2 separate regions of the Mus musculus genome follow, and region 1 is linked to region 2. Evidence: chromatin loops called from intact Hi-C (ENCODE). Cell type or tissue: heart. All regions are shown on one strand. Links, peaks and the distances in the headings refer to the core of each region. The heading gives the core; the rest is flanking DNA. Region 1 overlaps Kif13a (kinesin family member 13A). Region 2 has its middle 21 kb from the start of Gm52038.

What was found. Peaks named below come from ENCODE experiments on the same cell type or tissue, not always from the same donor. Only the 100,000 strongest peaks of a DNase experiment are listed, where the experiment ranks them.
Region 1: a loop joins it to region 2, with 2.5 times the contacts of the local background. A loop is called at or near these places in 2 of 42 quality-filtered maps.

Annotation. Positions count from the first base shown.
Region 1 is chr13:46,833,064-46,844,639 of GRCm38, forward strand. The region is part of intron 4 of Kif13a (kinesin family member 13A); the gene reads right to left. Among named protein-coding and RNA genes, the nearest start is that of Gm22960, 64 kb to the right of the region's middle. In heart, for the core only: CTCF peaks have their summits at 1,938 (motif pointing left) and 5,665; a DNase peak (open chromatin) is centred at 9,298.
Region 2 is chr13:46,964,140-46,975,715 of GRCm38, forward strand. No RefSeq gene overlaps it. Among named protein-coding and RNA genes, the nearest start is that of Gm52038, 21 kb to the right of the region's middle. In heart, for the core only: a CTCF peak has its summit at 4,696; a DNase peak (open chromatin) is centred at 6,582.

The sequences.
Region 1 (11,576 bases), core at 1,589-9,588, 130 kb before region 2:
TTATATTAACGTGTATCAATGTTTAGCTTGCATGTATATGTGTATGTATACAACACATGCAGTTCCCTCAGCCGCCAGAAGAGGGCACTCTATTCCCCCGGAACTTAAGTCACAGACAGTTGTGAGCCACTGTGTGAGTTCTGGGAACTGAACTTGGGTCCTCTGCAAGAGCAGCAAGTGGTCTTAAGAGTTGAGATATGGGAAGCCCTCTACTGGTGTATTAGTAATAACCTCTTAGTCCTCCCCCCCTCAAAATTTACAGTACAGCTATAAATGAGAGTGCAGCAAATGCAGTTTGTGTAGATGGGGCTTGCTTTGCTGCCCCTGTTGCTCTCAACTGTACAACTCCCAGTGAGCCTCCTAACCTAGCCTGCTCAGCAGCTGAAACTCTAGGCAGGGATAACCACACACAACTGGTTTGCACTTTCAGTTTTGTTCCTAAACTACTGCCGAATATTTGGATAAGTTCACGATTCCATACTGCTGCTGCTTTGACATTTCTCGGGGGATTAAAGTTCCTTCTCCATTGTTAGCAGGCTGTACAAAAGCAATGTCAAAGTTGGTTTCCTTTTCTTCTTTAGAAATTGTATCCAAATGTTATTTAATACGAATTGTCTTGTCTCCCATCTGGGTTTAGTTTCCAAGTAGAGAGAACCCTGAGTACATTTTCTTAGGCCCGCTTCCTCCCCGCACTGTCGACTGCTGGGAAACTGCTCATTGGTGGTGGTGGAGGAGGTGACAATGGCTAATGCTGACTGTCAGTCAGTGTGACAGGCTCTAGAATCTCCTAGGCAGCAAACATCTGGGCATGCCTTTGAGGGATGATCTGGATTAAGTTATCTATAGGGAAGACTCTGCATGTGGGCAGGGACACTCCATGGGCTGGCATCCGTCCTGGACTGAATCAAAAAGAGAAAATGAGCTAAGCAGAACCGCTCATCGCTCTCTCCTTCCTGACTGCCCACACAGTATGGTCAGGGGCCTCTTGCTCCCTGCTATGCTTGCCCTGTCCTCCGGAATTGTGAGCCAAAAGGACCCCTTCCTTCCTCGACCTGCTTTGGCCAGGGTACTTGATCAGGACAATAGAAAAAGTAACCAAGATGTTGCCATTCACCAGTTCACAGATCCACCTCATCTGTGCTCCTGCAGGAGGACAAAGGCAACTTCTCTTTCACTAACCCTAGCCAATCTCAGCTCCTGCGGCTTCTACCATGACCTACACTATCATGGAGTGGGACAGAATAATTATGACATGTTTAATAAACATTCAAGGTGGCATGCGCTTTCTTCACATTGATTATCAGACAATGAAGAGAATTACATTATACTTCCTTCCCCCTGGTTACTAGAACATTCGCTCCCACAGCATCTGCAGGCACTACTGGCTTATATACTATTTCCAGCTCTGGAATGAGTGCACCCGGATGTCAGAGATGGCAATCTCATTATCTTTGTAATCCCAGTGCCTAGTATAAAGTGCTTAATAAATATCTGTTGAAAGATGGGAGTCAGTTTAATTGCTTCATCCTCCATATATTTGCACATTCAAACATAACCAACTGCGAGCTATTGGTGGCGTGTTTCTCTCTGACGGGAGGCTGGATGGGGTTTCAGCATTGCCTTGCAGTGCGTCCAAACTTCAGAGTAAGACGCTTCAAAACCTGTCACAAGAGACTAGAACTGACACTTCAATCACGGGGCTGCCAAAAAGTGAGATTCTGGCAACGTCAAATATTGTTGAGCTGTAGAAGTAGGCGTCGCTTATAAACCTCTGCTGAGAGAATCATCACAAGAGGCCATTTGAAAGGAAACCCGAGACTGGAGTGAGCTCAGAGGTTAAGAGCGCTGACTGCTCTTCTAGAGGACCCTGGTTTGATTCCCAGCAACCCCAGAGCAGATCACAACTGGAACTCCAGTCCCAGGGGATTCACTGCCCTCTTCTGGCCTCCTTGGGTACTGAATGCAAGCGCTGCACAGACACACATGCTGGCAAAACACTCATACAGATAAAACAAAATGAAAGGAAGCCGGACGGGAAGGGGGTAAGACTCCATTCTGAGCCACTGTGCGCGCATATCTGAGCTGCTCTCCTCACATGACCTCGTCAAAGATGTTTTGGCAGCACTGTTTAACATGCTAGAACCTGCAGCCAAGTTAAGTACCCAGCAATAGCATGAGATTGTATGCCTTAAATGTAAGCGTTCCAGAATGAAAAAGCATATACTTTAAAAATAAAAAATAAAGTACTTACACGTGTCAACAATTGTAACAAGAAACATTATTGAAGAGGGGAAAGCCATGCCACAGTAACTATGTAAAGACTTAGACATTATAATGCACGAGTCACCCACACAGAGAGAAGGGGGCGGGTTAAAGTTTGCAAAATGAATCGAAAAAAAAAAAAATCCAAATTTACATCGCCTTTCCTCTCCCTTTCTAACACCTACCATCCAGTACAGCGCTTCCTCCTGACACGTTGGTAGCACCCACAGATTTTAAAAGCAAACAGAATTTTAACAGCCTTGTCTAAACACACAGTGCGTTGTGAGGTGTGTGTGCACACAGCCACCAACAGCATGGCTTGTCCGCGTCACTGTCTCTGACACACATACTTGAAATACCGCTCTTAAGTCGCAGTCTGCTACAAGGCTCTTGATCTCCCCCCATAAGAATATCAGTATTTTCTCCTGTTTTGAAGGGGCCTTCCTTACTCTCTAAGCACTCTGGGCTCCGATTCAAAAGACAGGCCAGGCCTTAGTCTTGAGTCAAGCCTTGGCCTAGGCAGGATGCAGAGTAAGCTCAGCTGTGCTCAGGCTTGGTAGAACTGCCCGTGGTCCAGACTCAAGCCCACTCTAACGCTGTATCAGCCCAAGCAGATGACCATAGCAATCCCGTTTGCTCTTCCACACTGGTCAAACACTCCCTAGGAAGGAGCAGGGACAGGTGGGACAGGACTTCTAGCTACTGGACCATAATCCACAACTTCAATTCTGCAGACTTGGGGAACAAAACCAAGAATACTGGGTTGGTTTGCATTCATCAACTTGATTGGCTTTAGACTCACCATGGAAACCCACCTCAGGGTGTGCCTGTGAGGGTATTTCCAGAAAAATGTAACTGAGGAGGGAAGGACTCACCTCGAGTGTACCAGGTAGCAGCATCTCCTGGGCAGAGTAAAAAGAAGCAAGCAAGCTCTGCATAGCACTCACCTCTCTCTGCTTCCTGACTTCTAACATCATGTGACCAGTGCCCCCCTACGTCCTGTCACCATGCCTTTCCCACCATGATGGATGTAGCCCCCTAAACTGCAAGCCAAATAAACGCTTTTCCCCACTAGGGGCTTTCTGTCAGGCATTTGGTCACACAACAAGCAAAGTAGCTGATGTAAGTGTGAGGGCTTGGACTTGTCCCCCAGCGTTCACTGGCTGGAAACTGGACCCCCGGAGCAGGAGTATCAAGAGGTGGTAGGGCCCTTTAAGAAAACACTAGGTAGGTCACAAGGGTTCTATCTTCATGAATGGGGAAATGTGGTGATCACAGGGGTGAGTTTGTATCACAGGAGTGAGCTTGTGCTGAGGCCCAGGATGGCCCTTGTCCCGCTCTCAAGCCAGGAACTAGTCTGCCTGTATTTATGCCAAGAAGGAAGAGATGGCTTCCCTATCCAGTTGGTGTCTTTATCTGTAGTCACACTTTATAGATTTCTATTCTAACTTTAGATACACAGGTATGGCAGGTGACCTATAAATATGATGACAGGTGACTGGGGTCAGAAAGACTGTCATCTGCCAAGACCTCGTCGCTGGTGAATATAGCCAGTCAGGAGCTCAGGCCTCGGACACTGGTGATCAATCAGCCGCTCTTGCTCTTGGTCTCCATGGTGAGCTTAAACTCTCAGAGCCTATCTGGAGCTTCGTTTGTGTGTTTCCTTGTTTATCTCTCATTCTGGCTTCAACTATTAGACTATGATGTCAAGGCCCATTGCAGCTCTACAGAGCATAAGGCATGCGTCACACATTCGTGTTTGATGACAGAATATAACCCGAGCTTGTCACATTTACACTTACCTATTGTGTGGATGTGTGGCTGTGTGGATGCATGTGTGGATGTGTGGATGCATGTGTGGATGTGTGGCTGTGTGGATGCATGTGTGGATGTGTGGGTGCATGTGTGGATGTGTGGATGCATGTGTGGATGTGTGGATGCATGTGTGGATGCATGTGTGGATGTGTGGCTGTGTGGATGCATGTGTGGATGTGTGGATGCATGTGTGGATGTGTGGATGCATGTGTGGATGTGTGGATGTGTGGATGCATGTGTGGAAGTCAGAGGAGGAGACAATTCTCGCACCTTTTCATTCTGTGAGGTTTGGGACTTGAACTCAGGTCATCAGACTTGGCAGCAATCACCTTTACCTGCTGAGCCATGCCATCAGCCCCGTGGCTTTTCATATTTAATAAAGTTTCATTCATAAGTGGGATATGAGAGAAATTTGGAAAGCAAACAAATGTGTGCGCGTGTGTTTATAAGTGTTTATACACATAAATGCATAAAGCGAATGTTTTCGTGTATTTCTGGAAAGAAAATTTTTTTCTCCCTTCCATCTGCAAGTAACGATACTAAGATGCAACTAGGAAAACAGTAAAATAGAAAGAATTACTGTGAAGCTTATGTGTTTTCAGAAATCTACAGCTAGGTTCCTTGAGAGACCGGAATACATTTTATTATAACTTCACATCCCAGAGAGAACTTATTCTTTTTAAGACAAAAATAATGAGTATTTCCTTCATCTATGTGAACATTTTTTTTAAAAACCTCTTATTTAATATATATTTTCAACTATCGTGTGTGTGTGTGTGTACATATGAGTGTGTGAGTATGTATGTGTATGCATGTGCATGCATGCAGGTAGGTAAACTTTCAGGAGTCAGCCCTCGTCCTCTACCCCGTGGGGCAGGAGATCAGACTCAGTTTCCCAGACTTGGCAGCAAGCACCTTTACTCACTGAGCCATCTCAGCGGCCCCTATGTGAACACCAAGCTGGCCATCTTAGGATTCTGATATAGGCATCCCAGCCCCACCCTGCAGACATCTCCGTTCGCTTTCATTTCCCAGGATTTACAGTTTCCTACACTTTCCTGCTGACCGCCATTGCAGGGATTCCCCAAATTAAACACGAGGCCTTCTCTCTGACACCCGTCACTGCTGCTCATTATCCTGACTAGGCCAGGTCAAGAAGGAAGAAGACCCCATTTTTAAAAGACTTATTTATTTATATGAGTACAATGTAGCTGTCTTCAGACACACCAGAAGAGGGCATCGGATCCCACTACAGATGGTTGTGAGCCACCATGTGCTTGTTGGGATTTGAACTCAGGACCTCTGGAAGAGCAGCCAGTGCTCTTAACTCCTGAGCCATCTCTCCAGCCCCAGCTCACTTACTCTTAACGTTAAGTAAATAGGCTGTCTGAGTTCTGAGTCACTTTATAAGCTGGCTGGTACACCCCCCTCCCTTGCTTCTTTCCTGAATGCATGCTAAAAACATCAACTGTTGGTCCATCATACATGTTATCATATATGCTAAAGACATTAACTGTTGGCCTATCACACATGTTCCAAGTATTTTTCCCAACTCTGTCATGCAACAGTTTTGTTATTTCATATTCAGATATTAAAGAGCATAGCTAGATGGCAGCAGTGAGCAAGTTCAGCAATAGCCCAGCAGGTAACAGCACTTCCCATCTGATGACCCCACTTTGTCCCCTGTGACCTACATGGTGGGAAGAAAGAACCGATTCACATATATATGCAACGTAATTATATATATATATATATATATATATATATTTTTTTTTTAGCCAGGTAACCCTGGCATGGTGGGAAGAAAGAACCAATTCACATATATATACAACATAAATATATATATATATATATATTTTTTTTAAAGCCAGGTAACCCTGGCTGTTGTGGCAAGCTGGCCTCGAACTCATAGATCCACCTGCCTGCCTCTGCCTCCTGAGTGCTGGGGTTAAAGGCGTGTGCCACCACTGCCCAGCCCTAAAAGCAAAACTTGTAATACTCAAATCCTTTCTCTTTCCTTTACAGTTTTTGCTCACAGTTTTCACACACAGTTTTCACACGGGAGTTTGCTCACATTTTCGTTTAGTTGTGAGTCCTGCCTCTCCCTGGTGGAGGGGCTCTGGGAAGGCCTCATGTCTTAAAGTGGCAAATGCTGAGCGCTCTTTCACTTGACTGATGACCAGGATATCAGGCTGGTCACAGAGGCACCAGCCACTGTGCCTAGCTAGCGAAGAGCCTGAGATGGTTTTTAGTCATTATCTACAATGAGTATCATCTTGTCATTAGTTTGGTGCAAAAAAGGAAGTCACCAGCTAGTCACCGTTCCTTCTGTCTTGCCAGAGCTCTGTACAGCTTCCTAGTTTTAAAGATGACAGTAAAAAGGATGAGACAGTGGACAGCAGTCCTCAGAAAGGAATCATTGTTGCCTGTTTTTTTTTTTTTTCATAGCTTTCTTTGTGGTCTCACTGATAAATGTAAGGAGGGAGTGTTTCTCACATTAGAGAGAGAGAGGGAGCATGCTAGGATCCAGGATAGGCAAACTAGTCCCCAATCGTTTGCAACATTAGGATAGAACGTTGCAGTGGGAAAGAACACGCTATAATGAACAGCAGCAGTAAAAAAGCCAATGGGACCAATTCTATGGACTTCTCATTATTTCCCCACCCTGACGCTGTGTGAATGCATGAGCCCTGGGCTGCAGTTATGCTCAACCAATTCTTTTGTTCAGTCACCATCAGGGAATCACTATTACAGGAAGAATAGCTGTGAACGTAGTCAAGATCCCAACGGTTAACCAAATCTTCACAGTGTACCATGTATCCGTGGAGCAGACTCTGCCCTCATCAACAACAGTCTCTGCAGGCAGCGCAGGGATGGCTTCGCTTCTTTGCTCTGTCTTAGAACACTGGACATCCCAAAGACCCACACAAAGACCCATGGTTGACCCAGATGAATGAAGGTCTTTCTTTCCCCCTCTGTAGTACTGGGGGCTAAACGTAGGGTCCTACATGCTAGGTAAGTGTTCAACCACTGAGTTCCATTCCCAGCTGCGAGGGTTTTTCATTAAAAAAAACCTTCTGTCGTGTTCATGTCCGTATTTTTAAAAAAACCTTTCTCAGCCTAGGAAAGAATGACTTAGCCGCTGCTTCTGAACCCTGGCTCACACACACACACACACACACACACACACACACACACACACACACACACACACAAAAGGCAGCTGTTTATGCTGCATGGTGGGAACTAGGGAATTCAAACACTGCCTGGGCAGATCTCATAAAAGATGCAATATTCCCACCCTGAATGCTTCCCAATTACAGTTTACAGTTTACACGCAAGCAGAATGGAGTGCTGTTTGTCTAGGCAAAGGCCTACAGGGAGGTTCAGAAGTCCTGTGGGAAACAGGAGGATCTATGGGTATTTGTTCTCAACCCAGACAGACAGAGCAAAGCTACAAGACTGCCCAACCCAAGAGGCCCGTGGCTTCCTGGCAGAACCCGTGTCAGGGAGGCATCTTTGGAGACCGCCCTGAGCTTCACACACCCGCTGCAGTGAACCCACAGGGCATGCCGCATCTGACCTCACTGTTAATAAGCATGGCCAAGACGCCCTTTTCCTTCAGGGTTTATAATCGCATCTCTGATGACCATGTAGACAAGTTATAAAACCCGGGCATGCCCAGTGAGACATGCAACACGACGTCAGAGCAGTAACAGGAGCTCCTGTGTGGGACCTCTGCAAGCTGAGTCACCCAACACTGAGTCACGGATGATACGGATCTTTGAAAAACCAACACCGCCAGGTCTCCCTACGTGGGCGTCACCTGACCCCTTGGGAACAGCAGTAACGGCCTCCCAGCCACCATGCTAGGTCTTTACAATTCAGGGTCTTGACAGCAATGCACTAAAAGGAGTCAACTTGGAACAAGGGAAAAGACAACTAAGTCCTGTGTCCAACATCTACCTACGGAACAGACAGGATGGACCGGGGCCTAGGAAGTAGGATAATGAAGAAAGAGGGTATGGTCCAAGTTGTTTATAATCCACATTTAAAAAAAGCACCACCATGGACACAGCAGAGTGGATAGAACTCTTCAGCAGGGTGCGGCACAGTATAGACTTCCACGAACAGAATATACTTCTACGTGGGAGAGTATAGGATCTAAGATTGGAACGATGTTATAGCTTAGGTCTTTAATGTCTCCAAAGTCCCACAAGTTAAAGATTGCTGTCCAGGGTAGTACTAGTGGGAAATAGTGGAGTTTTTAGATGGTAAGAACCTAAGTGTGTAGAGAAATCCTTGGATTATTGGGGGTACGCATGAAGAAGACTTAGAACCCCAGTTTTCCCTTCTTTACTTCTTGACCTTGAGGTTAAAGGTTTTAATCTACCTTGCAGCCAGTCATTATACCCTGTCTTTTATCTCAGTACCAAAGCAATGGGGCCAATCAGCCATGAACTGAGGCCTCCAAAGCTTTTCTCTCTATGTAAGGTTTGATCTCAGGTTCCCTATAGCTACGGAAGCTAACCAATACAAACCCAACCCGAGATCAAATTGATCTCTTAAGCCCCTTCTTTTCTTCATCTCTTTTCCCTCTAGAGTTGGGCTGGCAGGAGCTTGGCTGTGCATTTGTGAGCTGCAACTCCTAGCCCTGCTTCTTTATGAAGGTGCTTTCTCCTCTACACAGGGCTGACAGCCACAGTAATTTTGATGACTCTGAACTTGGCAGGGGCTCAGATCCAAATCTGAGCACCTGGATAGTACAAGAATGGACAGGTCTCGCTTGCATACCTCAAAGGGAGAAGAAGGCCTTATTTGAATGAGGTTTAAGCAAATTCCTTCCTCAAAGGCCTTTGGCGTGGGGAGTGCAGCTCACAAAATTTCTCACATCCAGAGACTTCAGGCCATATTTAAGTTGAATGAAACCAAACTCTAGTTCAGATAAAGGAACAAAGACGTTAAGCCTACACCTGGAGGTGCAAATTTTAATTTTTCAATCAACTTCAGAAGTTTACTGTGAAGGGACCTGGTAAAGAGAACTTGAGAAACTGGGCCACGAAGTGAAAGCAAGCCTCAGGCCACTTTCCACTGTGGCATCCAAGTGCTATCAGAATGGCCGTTCAGGGAAGTGTTACTTGTACCATGGTAGGGAGTGTCTTACCCAGACAACATTTCCAACCCAGGGACACTGCTAGGGCTGGCATGAGCTGGCCGTTTCTGTTGTTGTTATTTCTAGATGAAGTGGCTGACTCACAGGGAAGAGAGCCAAGGAGCAAAGAAAGCAAGATCGACTGGGGAGCCTGTCTCCACACGAATGGCTGCTGACAAAGAAGCGTCCCTCAGCTCTGACAGCATTTGACAATGATTCTCTCCAGTAAGGTAGCCGGCTCAAGCTTCTGTCCCTTCGAGAGCTCCTGGCTGTGGTGGTCTTGGGGAAATGTGTAAATAGTGCTCAGCCGAGCACCTGGGCTCAGGAGTTTGGACAGCATCTGTCTGGAGAGAAGATTCAGGTACTAACACTCCCAGCTCAGTCCCACACCACGGCTTCTTAACAGAACCACTCTAGGGCTCAGGGAGACGAGACATGTCCAGGACAGGAGTCGAATCCATACGTCATCGATAGAATGTATCCCTGTTTTTATGTCATCGATAGAATGTATCCCTGTTTTTATGTCATCGATAGAATGTATCCCTGTTTTTACGTCATCGACAGAATGTATCCCTGTTTTTATGTCATCGATAGAATGTATCCCTGTTTTTACGTCATCCATAGAATGTATCCCTGTTTTTGTTTCCATTCACATTGGTCATTGCTTTTACCTATAAAAGGTAGCAGGACCTTCCCAAACCTCTATTTTTCTTCTCTGTGAAATGTGGACAACAGTATTTCCTATCTGACTCTACCTTCTGGTCATTCTATCTGCCCCCACATACACACATGCAAAAGGCTCAACACCATGCCGGGAAGGAATGTGGTATGTGGACTGTATTTTATACTGTGGTGACAGTTATCTGCCCCTCTGAACACAGCTATGTCAAACTGTTTCTGGGTCAGAAAAAGGAAACATGAAAAAGTTGGGGTGAGGAAGGATTTAAAAGGATATCTGGAGGCAGGGCTGTGCGTGTCTGTGCACACAGCACCCTGGGTCCCAGCTCCAGTGCAGATGAACCCTGTCATGGTGGTGTACGACTAGAACCCAGCACTTGGGAGGTGGAAGCAAGGTGGTTAGAAGTTTAAAGTCACCCTCAGCTTCAAACACAGCAAGTCGGAAGTCAGCCTGGGATATACGAGACCCTGTCCCCAAATTGAAAAGGGGCCTGGGGGTAGGGTAGAGAAAAAGACACATTATATAATAAATATATGCTATAAATGTAAATAAACATATATGTCTACTTTAAAGTTCATAACTTGCTCATTCATATTTTGGGCATCTTTACCAATTGAATTCTCCTGAACTGAACTGCTCACTCGTGTCCAGCTCTTGAGATTCACAGATATCAATAACCTTTATTGATATAAGCCTGATCCCCAAATCTTCTACCAGTTGAGGTATGATCTATAAAGAGTCAGTCGTACTGGGTTCCAAGTTGGTTTATATCAAATGGATGTCTTTGTGATTATATACTTTAATTAAACAAATGAGTTTCTGGGTCATTGAGATGGCTCAGCAGATAAAGGGGCTTGCTGCCAAAGCCAGACAACCTGAGTCCCACTTAACGGAAGGAGAGATCTGACTCCAGCAAGCTGTTCTCTGATGTGTGTGTGTGTGTGTGTGTGTGTGTGTCCCCTTTCTCCCCTCTCCCCCTCTCCTCCTCTTTATTTTTAATAAAAAATTCTTTAATAAGAAGAATTGTTGATCTTAAGGACTTAGGACGCTCAGGATCTTGATGAAGCAGATTCTCTAGAATGGTCACACGTGTGAGACAATTGATAAAACGCCGTAAAGGAAAACGAAATCAGACCTGGAAGGGGCTTATGCTGTGTTTCTTTGGTTAGCGGCTTTCAAAACAGCAGGCACTGTGTACAACACAGGCTGACCCTAATGATGTCTGAGCAGCCAACATCAGTGTTCCTGCTGACGACATGAAGAACTGCTGCAGCTTTCCGGAATGGCTAATAACTGTCAGCTACTTCCGGGATGCACAGAACTTGCTAAGAGTCTCAATTCATCCTCAAGTTCCTGATAATGAAGGACTGTTATGATTGCCTACCGTTTGGGTCCAAGAAAGCCAACCCCAAGAGCCTGGGCCTTTTTTCTCCAGGTAGTTACTAAGAGTTCACTTCAACCATCAAATGCTTACGCCTAAATGCATTAGGCCCTATTGATATTATGCCATTCTGCCCGCAATTTGGTTCTAATTTGGCAACCGATAGCTCTTAGAATGTTAGTTTTGGTGCACACTGGCTCTATCGTCTCAATTCCCTTAAGCAACGAGAAATTGATCATTTCCACCTCTGACCACATAACCTCCCCAGATGGGAACAGAATCAAACA
Region 2 (11,576 bases), core at 2,251-10,250:
GTTCCGCATAGAGGGTGGGTTGTGCTAGCCAAGCCTTATTACAGGTAGGGATTGAGGGATGATGGGAGAACCTGGAGGCTAACTCCACTTTGGTACGTTAAATGTGACTTCAGCCGCTTGTCTCAGGTCTGAAATCCAACAGGTAACAGCTCACAAAGCTGGAAACCTGGAGCACACTGCACAGCCTTCAGGGAAGTCAATAGATTGAAGGGTGTCCCTTTCAAGTGATTCAGTTGTTCTAAACCAGCTTGGCTGGTTTTTGCTTCTTCCAGGCAGCTGTTCTGGCCTCTGAGTCTTCTTTGCAGCCTGGCTCTGCTCTTCTGAGAGGGAATCTGAACTTTTCCTGCTTACTCTGATGGGTGGGGTCTAGTGAATCTGGTCAGCTTCAGGGACTTCCTGAAGCTCTTTTGTGTTGCCTACCTTCCTGCTTAAGGAGCTTCATTGCAGGATGGAATATTTCAGTCTCCTAGGAATAAGTAGAGATGCAATGTTGTGTAACCAACTCCCATCCTGTCTCATTTTCTATAGAGTCATTCTGTTATCTTCTGAATGGAATTTATTTACTCAGGAATGGTGACACATACCTGAAATCACCTGAAATCCAGGGCATGGAAGGAAGTGGCAGGAGCTTCAGGAGTGCAAAGCCATCCTCAGTGAGTGTTTGATCATCCTAGGCTACTTGAGACTCTACCAAAAAAGAACAGGGAAAAAGGAAAAAGAAAAGAAAGGAAAGAATGACCAGGCGTGGTGGCGCATGCCTTAAATTCCAGCACTCGGGAGGCAGAGGCAGGAGGATTTCTGAGTTCAATTTGAGGCCAGCCTGGTCTACAACGTGAGTTCCAGGACAACCAGAGCTATATAGAGAAACCCTGTCTTGAAAAGAAAGAAAGAAAGAAAGAAAGAAAGAAAGAAAGAAAGAAAGAAAGAAAGAAAGAAAGAAAGAAAGAAAGAAAGGAAGGAAGGAAGGAAGGAAGGAAGGAAGGAAGAAAGGAAGGAAGAAAGAAAGGAAGAATGGATGGTTGGATGAATTTTCTTCTGGAATGAAATCATTTATTCACTGTTGTATTTCTGGCATGACTAAAGCATAATATGAGTACATGTTATTACCTCAGAAACAATAATGAGATATAGTGAAGGTTTTGACTAAGAGCTCATAAGAAGATACAAATTGTGATATAGAATACAGTTTGTTGTAATTCATTCCTGGCTTACAACTCCTTCCTCAAAGCAACTCTAAATTTTCCCTGCCTAGAGATGGTGAATTAGCTACGTATCTCGTTTCTGTGACAAAGTGCCTGACAAAGGAAGTTCAGGGAGGAGGAGGGTTCATCTGAGCTCCAAGGTTGGGGGTACAGTTCATCAGCACAGGGCGAGCTTGGTGACCCTAGCTGTCAGGGCAGGAGTATAAGGCAGCTGTTCGTGTTGTGCTGGAAATTCGGAAGCAGAGAGATGATGCTAGGGGCTGAGTTTGCTTTCTTTCCCTTTCCCTTTTAATCCCGGCTGGATTCTATCCCACAGGTATGTTTTCCTTCCTCCGTTAAACTGCTCAGGAAGGCTCCTCACGGGCATGTCTATCCGCGTGTTTCCTAAGTGATTCAAAATCTAGTCACGCTGACAATGAAGATTAATCACCACAAATCTCCCCACTGCCAACTTGACACGCCTGAACATCACTTTTAAATCATAATGTTCCACCCCTGGTTGTCAAAGGCTCATAGACACGTTATAATGCGAGACGCATCCAGTTTATCTTTAAGAGCCTGTCATATCCTAATGGCTCTAAACATTGCTCAGAAGCCCCCAAAATTCAGAGTCTCTTCTGAGGTTCAGATGGTCTCTTAACTACGAGTCCCTGGAAGATGGAAATATTCCGTTTTGAACGTTCAATATATGTTGGAGGATAGCAAGGAAAGACTGTACGGGAACAAGACCGAATCCTAGGATAGCAAATTGTAACCCCACGGAGCCAGTGATAGCCTCCTCTGTGTGCCAGCCTTCCAGCGCTGCTGCCTGTGACACACACAGCCTCTCCCTCGGGCCGCCTTTAGTCTATGCCTACAGTTTTCATCAGTAGATGTCTCGAGGGGCTGCCAAATCCAATATATTCACTTTCCATCTCAACCCACACTTGATTCTCACAGCTCTATGCAGTGGCGGCTTAGGCAATGTGAACCTACCATGTATCACCTGGCCTCACGGAGTCTCCAGAATCTTGGTGCAAGCTCTACAACCCTAGACCAGTTGCACTTTGCACAGCTGCAAAGCCAGAACCATGTGAACGCCATCGCTAGGTTCTTCGGCCAGCCCAATATGCAGTATGGTGCCCTTCTGCCAGATCTGTAGGGGCCCCTGGGCTCCTTGGTGGCTGACCCTGGAAAACCACTTGTGGAGGAGTTTCCGAGACAGACTGTCTCCTTTCCCATGAATATCGGCTTTCACAAGTTGGAGTCCTCAGTGGGTGTGGTCTCGCCCTTCCCTAATTTCTTTACAATTACAGCTCCGCTTTTTGCACCCACTTTGTCTTCAAACCAGCTCATTCTCTCCTCCTTGCCAAACTCCATGTCTTTCACATCTTTCTGCTCTCGCTGGACACTAGGGACCTGCGCAGGTTTGGCTCTCTGACCCCTCTCCTAGGTTTCTATAGTAACTTACTTTATAGCATAGATATTCGTGCTGATAGGGAGCTTGCAAGGCCTAACCGAACTCTTTCTGGCCTCTCTGTGTAGTGCAAAGTTGATTGTTTGCTTGTTGACAGGGAGAAGTCTTCCTCCTGTTGGATAGCCTACCTAATGTTGTGTTTGTCTTCGGAAAAAAAAAAAATCTCAAGATTTCTTTCTATCTAGAGTGCCCTTGGGATAGGTAAGGATAAACAGTTTAGATTGGCTTTGCACAAGTCCGTGGATAAAATAGAGCCTTTTATTTTCTTTGTGTGCTTGTCTTTGGGCATGTCTCTCCTTGTCTGTTCCTGCAACTTAAACTCTGAGATTTACAGGGTTGATAGGAAAATAACAGCTCAGAACAGGGTGACAAATTAATTTTAACTAGCCCCCTCCTCTGTCTCTGTGTGTGTGTGTCTGTCTGTCTGTCTGTCTCTCTCTCATCACTTCAAGAGCTGGGTTTTTCCCCAGTAACATTTCTTTGGGTGTGGTAGGGTGACAAATTAATTTTAACCTCTCTCTCCCTCTCCCTCTCCCTCTCCCTCTCCCTCTCCCTCTCCCTCTCCCTCTCCCTCTCCCTCTCCCTCTCCCTCTCCCTCTCCCTCTCCCTCTCTCTGTACTTACTTCAAGAGCTGGGGTTTTCCCCCTATAACACTTACTTGGGTGTGTGTGTATGTGTGTGCATGCCACAGCTTGCCTGTGCTCAGAGGACAACCTGTGGGCTGATTCTCTCCTTCCACCCTGTGGAGTCCTGGGGAACTGAGCTCGAGTTGTTAGTTGGGACAGCAGACACAGCATCCCCCATGCTGTCTCCCTAGTCTTCAGGAGCTGTTTTGGGAAAGACTCTTAAGATTTATCCAGGCTCAGACTCCAAACGTAGGTCATATGTCCAGTTCGTAACCCATTCTGCGATGGTCACTATTCAGGGATTAAGATTCACAATTCTTTGCAGATAGTTTCTTTATTAGATGTTACTTTGAGGGGGGAAAATTCATGTAAGGGAACAAAGGGAGAAGGCTACAGATGGTTGTGAGACACCATGGAGGTGTTGGGAATTGAACCCTGCTACTTTTCAAGGGCAGCAAGTGCTCGTTCCTGCTGAGCCACCTCTCCAGCCCCATGCTACATGCTTTATACACTGGCCTTAGTGTTACCTCATCTGCTGATTCCCCAAACAGGCTGTCCTGTACTGTCTACTGTGAGGCAAAAATTAACCTTACACACACACACACACACACACACACACACAATGTTTCATTGAATGTACAATCCTCTCTCTGCCAGTGAGAACTGGTATAGCAATTGGAGAGCCTTGTAAACTCTGGGGGCTTTAATTTCTAACATGTAAAGCAAGGTTGGGCTAAATCAGGCCCATGTGGAAGGCAAATGGGGCCGACTATGAAGTCTCTACCCTGCTGAGCCAGGACAAGGCTCTAGGCAGCACCACTAAGGCCAGACTTGGCCAGGCCATGGCATCTCCTAATCTCCCCGGGTATTCCCAGCTTTGCAGGCACAATTACAAGTTCTATCATCACATTCTTCACATGGGAAGTAGATCAGGACCTGTGTGATTAAAGAGGGACCTGTGTGTGGTATGATACCTGGAATGATGTAAGCTAATCCCTCCCACCCCCGACTGATGATATGATAAGAGATTCCACAGAGTCAGAGGATAAATAGCAGTCAACACGAAGCAATGAAGAGGAGGATGGATTCCTGTAACTAAGATGATTCTGCTGTGCTTGCTGGCTCACACCTGAAATCACTGTGTGTGGAAGGGGATGTGAGAGGATCATGAACTGGAGACCAGGCTAACACATGGTAAGCTGAGGGCCAGCCTGAGGTATATGCAGCAACTGTCTTAAAACCCACTCTCCAAATGTTTGGCAAGAAGCAGCTTCAAGGGGGAGGAGGGGGTGGTCTGTTTTGCCTTAGAGTTTAAGAAGGGATACAATGGCTGGGTGGTAGTAGCACATACCTTTGATTCATCCATCACTCAGGAGGCAGAGAGGAGTGGATCTCTGTGAGTTCGAGGCCCCCTGGTGTGCAGAGTGAGTTCCAGGATAGCCAGAGCTACAATTTTTTTTTTTTTTGCTTTCACATATTTTTTAATTAGGTATTTTCCTCATTTACATTTCCAATGCTATCCCAAAAGTCCCCCATACCCTCCCCACCACCCCCTACCCCCCCACTCCCACTTTTTGGCCCTGGCGCTCCCCTGTACTGGGGCATATAAAGTTTGCAAGTCCAATGGGCCTCTCTTTCCAGTGATGGCCGACTAGGCCATCTTTTGATACATATGCAGCTAGAGTCAAGAGCTCCAGGGTACTGGTTAGTTCATAATGTTGTTCCACCTATAGGGTTGCAGATCCCTTTAGCTTCTTGGGTATTTTCTCTAGCTCCTCCATTGGGGGCCCTGTGATCCATCCAATAGCTGACTGTGAGCATCCACTTATGTGTTTGCTAGGCCCCGGCGTAGTCTCACAAGAGACAGCTATATCAGGGTCCTATCAGCACAATCTTGCTAGTATATGCAATGGTGTCAGCGTTTGGAAGCTGATTATGGGATGGATCCCTGGATATGGCAGTCTCTAGATGGTCCATCCTTTTGTCTCAGCAGTGCTACAATTTTTAAGACCCTGTCTCAAAAAAACCAAAAGGAAGAGGAAAGGAGGAGGAGGAAGAGAGAGGAAGAGGAGGAAGAAGAAGGGGAGGGAAACAATCTTTCATGGTCAAGAAAGGATGGTGGCAGGAATATGAGGTCGCTGGTCATGTGCCCTTCCCTACTTTTATTCACAACAAGGCCCCACCTCCTAAGGCTCCCATAATTTTCCAAAACACTGCGGACCAGTTGTTCAGACAGGTGACCAATGGGAGACATTTCACGTTCAAATTATAACATGGAACCAGATAGAGGGAAAAGCAAAGGAGGGGTGAAGAAAGTGAAATCATACACACATGTGAAGTCGTCATACCAAAGCCCATTATTTTATATACTGATTAGTTCTAGGCATGGTAATGCGTGCCAGTAATTCCATGACTCAGAGTAGGGACACACAGGCGGAAGGAGTGCTACAGGTTTGAGGCCAGCCTAGTCTATATAGTGAGTTTCGGGCCACTTAGCTCTACACCACGAAACTCTGTCTCAATAATGGTAACAATAACAATAATAGTAATAAAATTTGGGTTTTTATATTTGACATGTCTTTAAATGCTCCCCCCCCCCAACACACACACACACACACACACACACACTTTTCTTCCCCAGTTTCTAGAGACAGGGTTTCTCTGTGTGTAGCCTTGACTGTCCTGGAACTTACTCTGTAGACCTGGCTGGTCTCAAACTCACAGAGATCTGTCTGCCTCTGCCTCCCAAGTGCTAGGATTAAAGGTGTGTGCCACGACTGCCTGGCAATCCCCCCCCCCTCTCATATTAAATGTATTTACTTGTGTATGTGTGCTTGTGGAATCTGCTGTCTCCTTCCATCAAGGGGAATCCTGGTGACTGATCTCAAGGCCATCAGACTCTGTCAGGCTTGGCAATGGCACCCACTGAGCCATCTTGCTGGCCAGTCTTTGTAGCCTTATAACAAAGAGCATGTGCCTTCTTTTCTTCTCTCTTTAGTCCTGCCACTCCCATTCGCAAACGGGTGCTGAGGAAACCCACACTAGCATCACTATAAACAAAGTGTTGGCAAGAGTGTCTGATTCTGTCGGTAACTTGTACAGTCAGTGGAGAGTGATGCTGTCAGAGAGGATCTGAAACAGACAACACAGGAGCCCGAGGTCTTGATTTGAAATGAGAGAAAGTGTGGCAAAGAGAAACATCACGAGGCAGTGCAGGAGGTGGTCAGGATATGCCGTCTTCATGCCTGTGCCATATCTTGGCCTCATCTACCTTGTGTAGCTATTCTGGACTTCAAGGGCGAGGCTTTCAGCGTAGGTGTCCAGCCAGCTTGATAAGCACAGTCGTTTCCCAGAAGGTGGGGATTCAAGACACTTCCTGTTCTGGTTATAAATTAATATCTCAAGTGTCTTCTGGCCAGAGATACAGATTGAACAAAGAAATCATAATTCAACATGTCGTGGAGTGGAGGAAAGATGATTGGATACTTTGGATGCTGAAAGACCCAGTAAAGTTGTCTTGAGAAAGGTAGGGTTTCAGCCAAGATGGGTGCCGCCAGCCTGCAGTCTCGGCATTTGGGAGGGGGAGGCAGATGGAAAAAGAGTTCGATACCAGCCACAGGTGTATAGTGAGTTCAAGGATATCCTAGGATTTGTGAGACTCTGTCTCAGCAAAACAACAACAACATATCATACACTATACATACCATATACATATACCACACATACACAACACATCACACATACCATATACACTATATACCACACAAACCACATGTACACAACACAAATACACTACATACCACACATTCACACCATACTACCACATCCACATACACCTCCAAACCATACACCACACACACACAACACACACAACACCACACTGGAACACCCATACACCATACACCTATATACCATATACCTACAAAACACACACAACACACATACACCACACAACCAACACACACACACCAATGCCCACACACCATACACATCACACTCACATGAACACACATCATACACACAAACACACATGCACATACGCACGCACGCACACAGGCATGCATGGATGCACACACATACAATGGTAAGAGTTGTTATAATGTTAAATGCTAGCCTGGAACTGGCTCCAGGGACCTGACTGCTCTTTGGATCTCTATGACACTGGGGTCTTTCCCCGTAGCTCTTCTCTCTCTCCTGGGTATCGTCTTCTCATTCATGGTTTCCCATCCATGTGGGCACAAATCTACCTTGGCATCAGTCTCCACTATGGCTTCCCCACCTCCCCCTCTCCTCCCCTCCCCTCCCTTGCCCCTTCCCCCCACTCCTCTTCCTTTCCCTCCTGCTCCTTTTTCTACCTTCCTGCTACTAAATAATTTCTTCTTCTGACTTTGTAGCTTGAATTACAGATAGAGGCAACGTTTGGCCCTGCTCAGGTTCTGTAAGACACGTCCAGCCCATGTGGAGTCCCCGTCTGTTCAGATTGTTTCTGTCCAGTACTATTTGCTTTCCCCCTTGTTGTGACCAAATACGTTTTAAGAAAGGAAGGAGGGTTTGTCTGGGCTCTCCCTCTGTTTGAGGCAGAAGGGTGGTTGGGTTCTTGGCTGCAGTAGTAACGTAGCTAATACAGAACTTGAGTCAGCGGAGGCAAGGTTGTTGCTGGGAAGAAATTCACCGAACGGTGTTTTTGAGGAATGTGGGAGACTTTGAAACGTTGGGGTAGAAAAGCCATGGCATGCTGTCAGGAGAGTGAGTTTAGGGGATCCTGGAAGGTTAAGTGCTAAGAGTAATGTGTGCAGTGGAGGTCCAGCCGATGTGGACTGGAAGGGGAAAAAGACTCCTTAGCCACTGGGCTAGAGGCCATTCATGTGATATTTTGGTAAAAACTCTCTGCCTTCTTCCCCCGTTCTGAGAACTTACCTGAAGCTGAATCTAAAAGGAACAAATTCATTTCTTGGGTGGGGAAAATTTCAAGACAGCATAATGTTGAGCCTCTGGAGTGGCTATTGCTGACCACTTTGTTCAGGATTACAATGAAAAGGAGAAACAAACAAGACAGAAAGAAAGGAAAGTGCAGTTTGGAGAGGAAAGAGCGCTAAACTTCTTGGGTTGGGTCCTATGTAAAAGCGATGCTGTAATTTTTAAGATTAGCACCATTGGGAAAAGGCTTCCTGCTTTGCAAGGGGAAAAAAGATAGAAAGGTGCCCTCCGGGCAAGGCCTCACCCAGCTAAGCCTCCAGTTTGTACACGAAAGCCTAAGAGGTTGTTAGTGCCTAGAAAGCAATTACATCAACCCACAAGAGCTGCTGCTACTGTAAGTCAAGGGGTGGGATCCATCGCAAGCCAGCAGCTAAACTTGGTAGTGCCATCCAAATGATACTGATTTTGGAGATGGAAAAGATTCAAGATCCAGGGGTGTCTGGATAATCTCTTGTGTTCTGTGTGGAAACATCACCTATCAATAAAAGTCTGATGGTCAATAAGATGAGCGAGGATTAGAAGGTGGGATATCCTGCAGAGAGAGAGGAACTCTGGGAAATAGCGAGGCGTGGGAGAGATTCCACGCTTGGACTCGGAGGAAGTTGGATGAACAACATTGAGGAGACCTAACTTGCCATATGGCAGACATAGAATAGTATAAATAGGATAATCGAGTTATGAGCTAGTCAAGCAACAGGCCTATCTTATGGCCTAGGCATTTGCTAATAAAATATAGGCTGAGTCATTATTTGGGAAATGGGATGTGGGTGGAAAAGCCTGCAGTTACAGAGTGGGGGGTGGAGAATAGATTCCTCTTCCACAGTTTCAGAGAGCCACTGAGGCCAGATAACCTGTGAGAAATCTCTGAGGGGCCCTTGAGTGAAGCAGTAGATGGTGAAACCTGGGTTTCAGTAGAACCCCCAAGATGCTGGAGCTGTCAGAACCATGAGATAGATGTCTGCTAACGAAAACTGCATACAGGGAGTGGAACAAGCTGGACAGAGGGCGTGGTGCAGGGGGGAGTGTGGGGGTAGGGGGTGGGAGGTAGGGGGATGTAGGGCAGCAAAGCCGGAGGGCTTTAAGTACTTTGAAAATGAAACCTCAGACACTGAACATGGAACTGCAGGATTTGACGTTTGTCCTGCTGGGTTTTGGGTCTTGCTTTGGTCCAGTCTTTCCTCACTGTGTCCCCTTTTCTCCCTTTGGGAATGAAAACGTATATTCTGTGCCATTGAATTTAATTTGCTGTTGTTTTGTAATTTCCTAAATAGATGGGTTACAAAGAAGAGATCGCCTCAAGTTTCAGAAGAGACTCTGGGTTGTTGAAACTATTATGTATTGGACTAGATGTATTTTATGTTATGACATGGCCATGAGGCTTTGAGGGTCAGGGGCCAATGTGATGGGTTCAAAGGAGAAGTGTCTCCCAAAGGCTCATGTATTTGAACATCTGGTTGGTGGTGTGGTTTGGAGGCAGTTTGGAACCTTTAGGAGGTACAGCCTTGCTGAAGTAGCTCACTGGGTAGGGTCTTGGGGTCCCCTGCTTCTGTTAGCACAATGCTTCTGCTCACCACAGTGAACAGCAGGTCTTCCCCTCTAGAACAGCAGGTCTCAACCTCGGGGTGGTGACCCCTCTGGGGGTCAAACAGCCTTTTCACAGGAGTCGCCTATCAGATATCCTACATATCAGTTACTTTATGATTCATAGCAGTATCAAAGTTACAGTTATGAAGTAGCAACAGAAATAATTTTATAGTTGGGGGTCATCACAATGTGAGGAACTAGTATTAAAAAGTCACAGTGTTAGGAAGGTTGAGGACCACTGCTCTAGAGCCATAAACCAAACCAAACTCCTTCTTCCTTAAGTTGCAGTTTGGTCCCAGTGTTTTCTCATGGCAGTAGAAGAGAACCTGATGTATCCAGCATGCTCATAGTCCCCTCCCCCTGACCTGGCCCTTCACGGTTTTCTCGTCATGGGAAGAATGCTAACATCATGCCATTTTTGTCCCTTTCACATTAATAGTGTGCACCGTGAAATTTATACACATTTGAAACTTTAGTCACTGTACTATGATGAAAAATTATTATATAAATGATATCAGTATTTGGGAGGGGGAGGCAGAAGGAAAAGGAGTTCAAGACCAGCCATAGCTGTCCAGTGAGTTCAAGGACATCCTGTGCTGTGTGACACCCTGTCTCAGCAAAATATCGCTCTCTCATATACTCAAGTGTGTACATGCACACACACTCAAAGGTAGGAACTGTTATTGTAATTAGTTAACTAGAGTTACTTTTTGCCACAAAATGCTTCTTAATGTTTTTGTTTACACCTGTCTCTGAACTCAATCCTCTGTGAATTACCCTTCCATAGAAAAGATCTGTGTTATAGGAAATTTATTGCTATTAGTTTTTTTTTTATCCTAGCTAGCTCCCAAATAAATAGGCAGAAACTATTAGACTTATTTGATAAGCTTATAGCATAATAACTGGGCAGTTATTAATCTATTCTAATAATTCTATGAGAATCTACCTCCCAACCAAAATCCCCAATATATTTCCATTTTAGTATTGATTTGGCTGTCAGCTCCAGCAGTTTTCTCATGGTGTCTGCCCACCCCTCAACCCAAGGCCAATCTTCTCTTCCTCTCCTCTACCCTTCCCCCTCACTATAATCGGAAGTCCAGCCCTGTTCTCTCTTCTGCCCAGTCATTGGCTGATCAGCTTTTATTGACCAATCAGAGATACTCCAAGAGCGATGTTTACGCAACATTGAAACAGGAGATTCTTAGAATCTCCACAATACGCACCACAATGCCACGTCCGCTTCCAACTAGACACGGGGGGGGGGGGGGGGGGCCGGCAGAGAAATCGGCATTTGAATAATATAAGCATGATCTTTACATGAGGCACAGCAACACTATATCTATAGATCTGCATGGCTTTAAACTTAGTCACCGCCCCCCATGGGCCCCTGGGTATGGGGGCAGCTGAGCGCCTCAGTGTTCGCCTCTCCTCAGCAGTGAACAGTCCCTGGAATTCTTTCTTCAGTTAAGAAGAAAGAAGTCTTTGTCCTTACAGCATTAGCTATTGTCTAGGTTTGACATTCAGAAGTCCCACTTGAAAGGCATTTCAGAGATGTCTGGCGCTACGGCCATCTAAGAGAAAACTAAACTAGGTTTAAATTCTCCCCCTGCAAATCTAGAAGGTCTTAGTTTTGAAAATAAAATAGTTTTGAGGCTTCCCTTTTTAAAAGTTCTTGAAAGACAGAGACAGAGAGAGGGGGAGGGGAAGAGAAGACGGAATGGGAGGGGAGAG